Regions from separate parts of the Homo sapiens genome. Here regions 2, 3 and 4 are each linked to region 1. The links are chromatin loops, found by intact Hi-C in ENCODE. Cell type or tissue: PC-3. All regions are shown on one strand.

What was found. A loop is a pair of places that touch in the nucleus more often than their neighbours do. Peaks named below come from ENCODE experiments on the same cell type or tissue, not always from the same donor. Only the 100,000 strongest peaks of a DNase experiment are listed, where the experiment ranks them.
Region 2: it touches region 1 in a loop (4-fold over the local background); 17 of 110 quality-filtered maps call a loop at or near these places.
Region 3: it touches region 1 in a loop (11-fold over the local background); 102 of 110 quality-filtered maps call a loop at or near these places.
Region 4: a loop joins it to region 1, with 7 times the contacts of the local background. A loop is called at or near these places in 81 of 110 quality-filtered maps.

Annotation. Positions count from the first base shown.
Region 1 is chr6:156,779,566-156,782,065 of GRCh38, forward strand. All of the region lies in intron 1 of ARID1B (AT-rich interaction domain 1B), which reads left to right. It overlaps MIR4466 (microRNA 4466), which reads right to left and starts at 166; the gene lies at 113-166. RefSeq lists silencers at 1-96, 127-296. In PC-3, no CTCF peak of the experiment used is centred here; a DNase peak (open chromatin) is centred at 956; H3K4me3 peaks cover 2,500 bases; H3K27ac peaks cover 823 bases.
Region 2 is chr6:156,864,951-156,867,450 of GRCh38, forward strand. The region is part of intron 2 of ARID1B (AT-rich interaction domain 1B); the gene reads left to right. Among named protein-coding and RNA genes, the nearest start is that of MIR4466, 86 kb to the left of the region's middle. In PC-3, a CTCF peak has its summit at 1,452; no DNase peak of the experiment used is centred here; H3K4me3 peaks cover 1,407 bases; H3K27ac peaks cover 1,570 bases.
Region 3 is chr6:156,685,684-156,688,183 of GRCh38, forward strand. No RefSeq gene overlaps it. Among named protein-coding and RNA genes, the nearest start is that of ARID1B, 90 kb to the right of the region's middle. RefSeq lists enhancers at 325-1,252, 583-692, 1,253-2,179 and a silencer at 1,533-1,842. In PC-3, a CTCF peak has its summit at 1,069; no DNase peak of the experiment used is centred here; H3K4me3 peaks cover 2,138 bases; H3K27ac peaks cover 1,872 bases.
Region 4 is chr6:156,563,376-156,565,875 of GRCh38, forward strand. No RefSeq gene overlaps it. Among named protein-coding and RNA genes, the nearest start is that of SNORD28B, 190 kb to the left of the region's middle. RefSeq lists an enhancer at 895-1,144. In PC-3, CTCF peaks have their summits at 1,174 (motif pointing right) and 1,382; no DNase peak of the experiment used is centred here.

The DNA of each region.
Region 1 (2,500 bases):
TCCCGCGGGGGCGGCGGGGGCGCGGCGCCCAAAGCCATCTTGACGGGCGGCCGCCTCCCGCCGCGGTCGGGGCGCCCCGGGGGCCGGCGCGCTGTCCAGGCCTGGGAGGGCTTCGCCGGGCCGGGCCGGGCCGGGTGGCTTCTACCCCGCCGGCCCGCACCCGCGTCCCCCCCCTCCCCCAGGCCCGGGAACGCGAAGCGAGATCCCGAGGCGCCACCCGCGCGGTCGCCGTTTGGGGCGGCGGGGACCGTTCGGGTGCTTTTGTAACAAATAGGCTCTCCCGGCCAGGACGGCTGGGGCGAAGAGCCACCCGATCGGTTCTGGGAGCGCCCACAATGTGCTTTAACGGGGGAAAGAATGAGGAACTTTCTCACACCTTTAGCCACAGCACGTTCCCTCTTGGCTTCCGAGGTCCAGGCAGGGAAAATAGGTTAGCTTTGTGACAAGCGAGTGGGTTTTTCCTACTTAGGGAGAGCCATTCAGAGACACTCGGTGCGGGCTTCGAGCTCGAACGTTTGCTGGTAGGAATAATAACAAAATTTACAACGACATGGAGGTGCAATATTGTAAAATACATCGATTCGTTCCTTAGAATAGCCAGGGAAATCCATTATTGGGCTTACGGGCTGCTTGCAGGGAGTCACCTTCAACAGGCAGGCTATGTGAAAGGAGCACGTTCCGGATCAATTGAACTTATTTTGATCATGGATTAGGCATGCATTTTATTCAGCAAATCCAGTAAGATAGCAGACCAGTGAAAATTGATCTTTTGGGATCGTATTTATTTGGATTTTCTTTATTTTGCTGTCACCCGAGTCCTACAGCGCTGTTAGGAAGTGTCCTGCACTCTTGCTGTTTCTTGCTAGTAGGCTGAGCCTAAAGACTGACTTGATCTCCTTTGCAAGGTTTGGAATTTGAATTGTGGAGGTAAACTGGCTGTAATAGTCTCCAGACAGCTGCCTCTGAGTTGACATCTAATCTGCCATCTGATTGGCTCCCCTCTCACCATTGGGCATTTAGCACTGCTGATGTAAATAGAAGTGCTGAGCAGTACAGTCACAAAAATTCTTGCCACAAATAATAACTGAGCTCTATTACAAGCAAATGTAAGGTTCAGTATTTAAAGCTGAAACTATTATGAATCATAGTTATTAATAAGAGGATCAAATACAGAAAAACAGTTCGCTGGTGTCCAGTATTGGGCATTTACAAAATTCAGATCTTTGATGATAGTCTTAGAATATGCACATTACATATATCATAGACTTTAATTGGAGGCTGAGGATAAGGCCATTGAAAAATAAGTAAACCACGAATTTTACCAATTTTTGGATTTGTAAAGCCTTTATAAAAGTCTTCCCTTTACAAATTCAACTATGGAAAAATTTGAATTCTGTCAGCACACGCAGCTTAATAAAACCTTAAAATTTTTTTAAGATTTTGATAGGCAGCAATATATTTTGGTGATGTGTAATTCACCTGATAAACAAGATTTAAGCTTCATTTTTTTGTGATTTATCAGTTCTGACTGTTCAAAGATATTTGTGGATGAGGAGTTTTGGTTAGAATTGACATATTTAAAAAACGAAATGAGGAAACCACATATTTGTGCAGATAACAATAATTAAAAGGGGAAAAATGAGATATTCCTGTGAAATACTAAGAATCATTTCATATTTGCTTTTGATGTGGAGAATACAGAAATGCCCCATAATCTTTTTTTTTTCTTCATTGTTTTGTTAGATTAGGTAATTTGAGCCTTGTTTGAACTGCTTACACGATGAATTAGGGAAACTATATTCTAAGCAAGTTGTGCTGGGTGTCTTTTTTTCCAAATAATTTTTCTTTCATGTTAATGCTATGAAAGTTTAAAAAATCCTAATCTGTTAGAGAGGAACAACAGTCGTTGTATGTATATTTTTATGTAACTCATTTATTTTAGGAAGAGGTATTTTAACAATAATCATACCTTAGAGACTTGTCAGAGTGAAGGAAGGGCTGAATTTAACAAATAATCTTGTGAATCCTAGGCTGAACACTGCTGTCCACTGCTTTCAGATCTTTAGTTATTGGAGTTTTGCTTTTAAGGATAATAGATTTTTCTATTCTTAATAGAAAACTTGTGATTTCAACTTGTTTTTGATTCACACGAGGAAAAACATTATAGAGAAGAATCATGGAAATAAACCCACGTAATTAATTTTAAAAAGGTTTGCTTTGTCAGCCTGCTTTTAAAGGAGCAGTTTAAAATTCACATCTTCGTAAACTAGAGACGAATGAAGTTAGAGGCAGATGTAGGACCATGTTACTTTAGAGTATTTTTTTCTTAATGGTACCAATCATTTTCAGTATTTTGTTTTCTTGTAATGAGAATGAATCCATTATGTCCCTATGACCCTTGGGAATAGGCTTTTTTTTTTTTTTTTTTTTTTTTTTTTTGTTGAGGTTGGGGGAAATATGGACATGCGACCTAGATTCAGGAATTTCTTTTAAGTACCTT
Region 2 (2,500 bases), 85 kb after region 1:
ATATAAACTTACCATGCACTCCCCTTTAGAATCTCAATCGGTTATAACTGTCTGTCTCTCCTTGTAAGATGTTTAGATCCATCAGTTATGTCATCAGTTTTATCTTCTAGAGGACTTCCTATCCTAGAGATTTCTGGCTTGCTCCAGTCTCTCTGGATTCACTTTCTGCTGATGTTCAACTATTACCCTGGGATTTTCCTTTACTTGGAGTTTCCCTTCACTTTCTTGTGTTGGATCTTTGGTTTCCTGGATTCTGTGTCTTTCTTGTTTTGGTGGAGCCAATCCTTCAGTAGCTTTCTTAAGAATGGTTCAAGAGACCAAATTTTTAAGATCTCACATGTCTGAAAATGTCTTTAAAATAAAAGACATTTTACCCTCATGCATGACTTATAGATTGAGAATGGAATTCTGGAAATCACTTTCCTTCACAATTCTGAAGCACTTGCTCAACTGTCTTAACCACCAGTCTTGCTGTTGTGAAGTTTGAAGCCATTCTTGCTTCTTGTTTCCTAATCCTTTGCATGTGACTCTCTTCCCTCAGCCCCTAATGTTGTAGGACCTTCTTTTGGTCTTTAGTTTTGTCTCAGTCCATTTTAGTTCATTTCCCCACGTACTCTGGCTCAATTATGGAAAAGCTCTTAAGTTTTTTTTATCTCCCTGTTCTCCTTCATTTTTACTCTTCTCTCTTTCTAGAACTCATCATCTCATACTAGACTTTTAACTTTATCTCTTCTTCTATTTTTCATGTCTTTTCCTTTTTGTTCCATTTTCTAGAAAAGTTTTTCATTTCAATTATATTTCTAATTTCCAGGAGCTCTTTCTGTTCCTCTAAGACTGCTTCCCTCCTTCCCTCCTTCCCTCCACCTTCCTCCTTTTTCCTTTTCTTAATTCTTTTTTGTTTTGTTGTAAAAGACTCCTGTTCTTATTTGAGGGTAGATTATTTTTTCTTACCTCTTTGAGATACTGATTGTACTCTGTTTTGCATAGTTTCCTTGTCGTCTAACTTGCCCTTTTCTGTTTGTTTTGGTCCCTATTTTTATGTTAAAGTCTTTCCCCAAGTAATTATTGGTTGCCTGGCCAGTTGTTCATCATAAGAACTACTGTGGGGACCTTGGTGGGCTCCTTAGGGAAATCTGGGACATTCCCACTCCCATCCTGGCTGTATTTAGACCTTTCTTATTGGTCCAGCCTCAGGTTTACCACAGAAAGAGGTCTGTTGGCAAGGTTGATTGTGCTGGGGGATTCTGTGGATACTGCTGTGGTACTTCTGCAGCAGTGGTTCTGAGGAGCCCCTCTTTTGCTCTTCTACGAGGAGGAAATCTCTGGGCATCTGCCAGGGTGAAGGAGGAGCTGTGCTTAGTGGGAGAGTGAGTGCTTCTTAGTCACCCCATCTACCGCCACACTATACTCGGAGGTGTCTGCTGCCACCAATCGCCGAGCCTTTGGATGGTTCTGCCTTGTCAGCTGGGTGTCGGACTTAACCTTTCCAGGTTGGGTAAGTTAGTTACTATTTGTCCATCTGTTTCTAGCTTCCAAAATTTTTGGCTGTTTTTGTTCCTCTTCTTGTGGGTTTGTTTTATAAAAATAAACAAAAAGCAGGCAAGCAAAAAGCAAACAGTACTGCCATTTTTATTACTAGATGTGAGTGCTGAATCTGCTGTCTTTATCCAGAGTCTCTTTAGGTTAAAAATATGTGAGTCATAAAATGAAAACAGTTTGGTTTCGTTTACATTTGTGGGTCTGACTGCTGTTGTGTGCTACTTTATAAATACCTTTGTAATTTATGTTAATATGTTCATGGCTGTGGGTTACTGTCTGTCTAATACATAAACAGAATTGTCACAGACATTAAAATGTAATTAACAGCTACAAGAACTGTCTACACGAGTTCTTTTGAATGGTTTATACTACTTGGAAACGTTGAAAAACTCAGTTGATTTTGCAAGCATCATGGAAGTTACTTCGTTTAAGTGTGATTTAGTGCATTTTATTTTCTGTACAGACATAGGAAAGTTACTTGTGACCACAGTTTTTCCCTGTACATGAATAGCTCCCTTTAACATGGCCTGGCACAGTGCTGGCTTATTATAATGCTATTTGTGTATTTTCCTTGGAGTCTTCTGTGACCTGTCTTTCAGCCATCCATTGCATACTCTGACAGACGGTTTTCATCTTTGACAACCAACAAGAGGTGTACACATGACATATCTGGACCTACTAAAGGGTAGCAAAGAAAATCATATTGCTGGATGTTAAAATCAAAGTTTTAAAGTGGCTTGAGGCTCCTCCATGGAAAAGATGGTGCAAACACCATAGGCAGTTAGGTACTGGCGGCAGTCCTGTGCTGGGAGCCCTGGCCAGAGCTGTGTGGATGGCAGCAATAAGAACCCTCACTGCTGAGGACATAGGAAGAGCCAGGCTGAGTGCCGGAATCCATTTCCTTGGGCATAAACTGAGCTGGGAGAAAGGGATGTTTCCTCCCACAAATAATGTGAGAGGC
Region 3 (2,500 bases), 94 kb before region 1:
ACCTCTTTGACGCTTTTTACGTCCTTCAAAGAGATTGAAAGAAAAGGTAAAAATGAGGAAGATGAGTAAAGGGTAGGACTAGAATGCAGGAGATCTGGAGGACTCCCTAAAAGGCTATTGAAAGGAAGGCTCCACCACTGCAATGAAGAAACTTTGTTTAACATGCAAAAATGTAAAAATGTAAATTGATTTCTTTCTAAAAGGCTATGCAAACAGGGTGTATATTTGTGTTTTTCTGTCAAAGAATGGGTTTAAAATACCTTTTTCCCTTTCCCACTGTAGTAGATGGATAGTCATAAAACCTTCCACCGTTTTTATCACACCGCTGATCACTTTCTCTACCTACAGGGCAATAATTTTCCACTCTGTAACCCAATCAATATGCTATCTACCACTAACTCCCCTTGCTATCCTTCTCCTCAACCTCAGTTATCAGATTTTTTTAAATTACAACTTTAAGTTTCAGACAATTTAAGTCCGTGGTATCTTTCAAGCTATTCGTTTAGTTTTTCATACATTTTTTAAGTGTCTATGTTCTTGCTGTCAACTGTTAAAAGCTGGAGAGTTTAGTTTTAAGAACTTGAGCCACAGTACACCTTATTTGTCCCCTTGCGTCTCGCTACTGCAGCCCTAGGTGCTTTGTATAATGCATGAGTGAACCCCGCTTAGAAATAGAAATGCATTTTCAATAAGTATTTATTATGTTGTTCTGAGCATACAGCTTTAAATTTGCCCGCTGTAGCTTGAAGCATTATACAAACTGTTGGTCTGCTGACTGCCTCTCTGGCAGCAACACACAGAGAAAATAGATTGCTAAGGGTTTTTTTCCCTCCTCCTCCCCCTCTCCTCTCTCCTCTCTCTCTCTCCTCTCCTCTCTGTTTTTTCCTTTTTCTCTTTTTAAACAAGTCGTGGACATTTTTTAATCTTGTGGCATTTTTAATCAACACGTATTTCCTTCCAAGACCTATGATCCCCTATTGATTCCCATTAAAATGCTTTTCTTTTCTTTGCCCCCTCTGCTGATCGAATTTCAGATCAGCCACAGGAGATGCAACTAACCTTCCGGCACTACTGAACCCAACCGAGCGAGGGTGATCAAAAGGCTTGATGCATTCATTAAACATTCCCATCGCCCGGGCAGGAGCTCTGATGGAAGCTATCTCTCCGCATTGCAATTTTTTCCCCCTTTTTGTCTTTCCCCCCACCTCCAAAAAAATGTTTTTTGCCTTTGATCGCAAGGGGCGGGGGTAGAACATGAGAACAAAAGAGACCTATCTTTTTCCTCAGGGCTGACGTCAGTTTGATTTTACTGACAACTATTCGAGCGTGTGTAGCAGTTGGAAGCGGCCCCACGACCGCCCCACCTCCCACCTTCCACTTTTGGGAGAAAACAAGACTTTTAGCGGCTCCGGAGACGCGCCCTGAAAATGGCCCGCTCGGGCTCTGCGCTTGCTGCCCTCCTGCCTGCTCGGCAAAGGGCATTCGAGGCTTATTTGTGTGGCACGATCTTTACTGGGGCGGAAAACACGCGGCGGGGGAGGAGCGGGCACAGACGCAGCCGGGCGGGGAGAGCCAGGAATGTTCCTCCCGGCGTGGGGAGAGGAGAGGACACGGGCAGAGAAAATAGTCCCCGCCCGGCGCGGGGCGCGCGGGGTCCGGGTCCCGGGCGGCTCCGGGTGGCGCGGCGGCGCGAGGGTTCCGGCCGCGCGGAGTCGGGGCGCAGGGAGCCTCAGACGCCGCGGGCGCGCGTGCGCGGTGCGGCCCCCACGCCCCGGCCGCGGCGGCCTCGGCGGCGCCAGCCTCCGGCTCGGCGAGCGCGGCGGCGGGCGGGCCGCAAAACCTGGGCCGGAGCCGGGCGCGGAGCGGGCGGCGCCGCGGAGTTTGGGCGGCAGCGCGGCCCGGCGAGGAGCTGGAGAAGCCGGCGGCAGGGGGACGCGCACGCCGAAGAAAAGCCCCTCTCCCGCGTCCCTCACTCGCTCCTGGAGGCCGAAGAGCGGGGCTCGCGATGCCGGTGCAAGATTCCCAATCAGGCCTGGGAGGAAATGGATGCAATTAGGGCACACCCCCGTCCCGCAGTTGCCAGGAGCCTGAAGATCTATGACCGACTTAAGCCATTTCTGGAAAAGTCATATTTTCCAGGCTTTCGTGAAATACTCATTGCTCCTATTCTAAATCTGGAGGCGAATGTGCATCTATTTCAGGGGGAATGAAAGATGTGAAAAGTAGACTGGGCTCCGGGAAATGTGGGTAATGGGACTGGACCTGCGCCTGGGGTCCGCCCACCCGTCATCTCCCGGGAGCCCCCCGACGTGTGCCATTAAGCATAAGGCGCGTTAAGCGCTGCCACAAAGTCCCGAAAAGGCGAATTAAAAAGGATCACTTCTCCCTCAGGATCTTGATTTTTACTAAGGGAAAACGTGCGTTAAAGAAAAGCCAGCGAGCGCTGGCGTGGCCCTGTCATTATCTTGGCGTCTCTGCTGACCTCCATTTCAGCCTGGAC
Region 4 (2,500 bases), 220 kb before region 1:
TGGCTCACGTCTGTAATCCCAACACTTTGGGAGGCTGAGGCAGGTGGATCACCTGAGGTCAGGAGTTTGAGACTAGCCTGGCAAACATGGTAAAACCCTGTCTCTACTAAAAATGCAAAAATCAGCTGGGTATGGTGGCGGGCATCTGTAATCCCAGCTACTCGGAAGGCTGTGGCAAGAGAATTGCTTGAACCCGAAAGGTGGGGGTTGCAGTGAGCCGAGATCGAGGCACTGCACTCCAGCCTGGGTGACAGAGCGAGACTCCATCTCAAAAAAAAAAAAAAAAAAAGGTACAGATCCCCACACCCCACAACCAAGTTTCTGATTCAGGAAGTCTAGGGTGGGGCCTGGAATCTTCATCTCTAACAAGCTCCCAGGCAATGATGATGCTGCCGGCTGAGAACCACTGCTTGACCCAATCTCCATCCAATCATTAGCCCTTTTGGAGCCTCTCCGCCTTTCTCATCTGTGAAATAGAAACAAAACAGCTGCCCCACCGCTGTCACTGGAGGGATTAAAGAGAACATCCACAAAGCACCTGGCACAGAGCTCACAAAGTACACAAGGCACTTAGCACGTACTCAAAAAACAGAAGGCTCTATTATTAGTCACGTTACAATGGAGGTGTCGGTGTGCTGTACGCGTGCAACCCTGCGCTGGCCCAACCTCCCCCCACCTAGTATTTTTTTTTTTTTTTGCCTTCTCAAAATGTGGAAGCACCAAAAAATAATGTGCATTCCTGCTTTCTGCACTGATTCTAACCCTCTGGAGTTTTCTTATAGAATGATGCTTATCAGAGGAAAAACATCTGTTCCACTTTCTTTAATCTCTAATTTATCTAATCTCCCCGTATAAAATAGGTATACTGCTAATGAGTAAATTCCTGCCAAGGGAATGAAAATGCTTGTTACAATTACTTATTCTGCTCATTGACTTTACCCTCTGTGGTCCAATATCACACAACATAAATATAATGGATGGGCCACTTTTTTCTGGCATCTTCATCACCGGCCACTAATAGAGAGCCTTTCAGAATAGAAAGTTGTCATTTTCCATCTCTCTACTCGAAGCACCAGACACAAGTTTGCCAGAGTAAATCTCCTCCTCAGACAAGTGAGTGTCCTCACCCAGCCCAAGGCACAAGCCCCGAAGAATCCTGTGCGGTGGCGACGGTGATGGAGAGAGGCCACCAGAGGGCGCAGAAGAGCAGCAAGGCTGCCCCCTCCAAGGCCGGCGACTCGGCCACCTGGGCCGCCAAGCCCTGCATGGGGTGTTTATCGTTGGAAAGGGTGTTTTTCAGAACCTATAGCACCTTGGTGGTTCTTAATTTTTTTTTAAGTTAATAATCAAATACGATTTGCTCCCATGTGTTTATAAAAAGTAAGCCAAGATGACATTACTTAAAAGAACAGAGCTAGATCAAAAGAAAGTGAATGAAATTTGAGAATTGTGGCGCTATGGGGGTGAGGTGGGGTCGTGGAGGGCCATCTGGAATGAATGCCTCATTTTACAGAAGAAACAAGGATAGGACGAGTAAACAGAGGGCCACAGCCAGGCCCAGGCCCCGGCTGCTGGTTCTGCGTCTGCTCAGCCACCAGGCTCGGGCAAAGCCGAAAACGTCAAGGACCAACAGACAGGCCATCAGCCCTCGTCTCCTCTCTTTTCCATGTCTCTTTTACCCTGGGAAAAAGAGAACTGACGTTTCATATTATAACCTGAATTTGTACCATGACTTTCCATGGTTATTGGAGTTTTTTTGCTATTTTTATTGTGGTAGAGTATAGACAACATAAAAATTTACGATTTTCACCGTCTTTAAGGTACAATTCAGTGGCATAAAGTACATTTGCATTCTTGGGCAACCATCACCAACCATCCATCTCCAGAACTTTTCCATCGTCCCTAACGGGAACTCTGGACCCATCAAATTCCAGCTCCCTAATCCCCTGGCCCCCAGCCCTAGGAACGCCCATTCTCCTTTCTGCATCTATCAATTTGCCTATTCTTGGAACCTTACATAAAGGGAATCCTGCAATATTTGTCCTAGTGCGTTGGCTTCTTTGATGTAGGACGATGTTTTCAAGGTTCAGCTGTGGTGTGGCAGGTGTCAGAACTTCCTTTTATGAATGAATAAGACTCTTGCACCTTTGTTCTTGATACCCAGAAAAATGCTGCAAGGCAAAATGGAGGGGCAACTCTGGTCTTCATCTTTCAGATGAGGACTCTGAGCCCGGCACTTACCTGCCCACATCCATACAACGTGACAGCAGATCTTGGACTCACATCCAGGGCTCTTTGCCCTCCTTGTCCTGGGATTTTTCCGGGTACAGACAGTGGCCTTCTGTCATCGCTCTCCTGCACACAGACATGGAGAGATGCTTCCTTCTCAGGAAGGGCATTCAACCCACCTAACAAACACACGTGCGGCTCCACTGCGGAAAGAAGGTGAACCAAACTAGAAAGAAACAACTCCGTGTGGTAACGTTTGCATAGATTATAC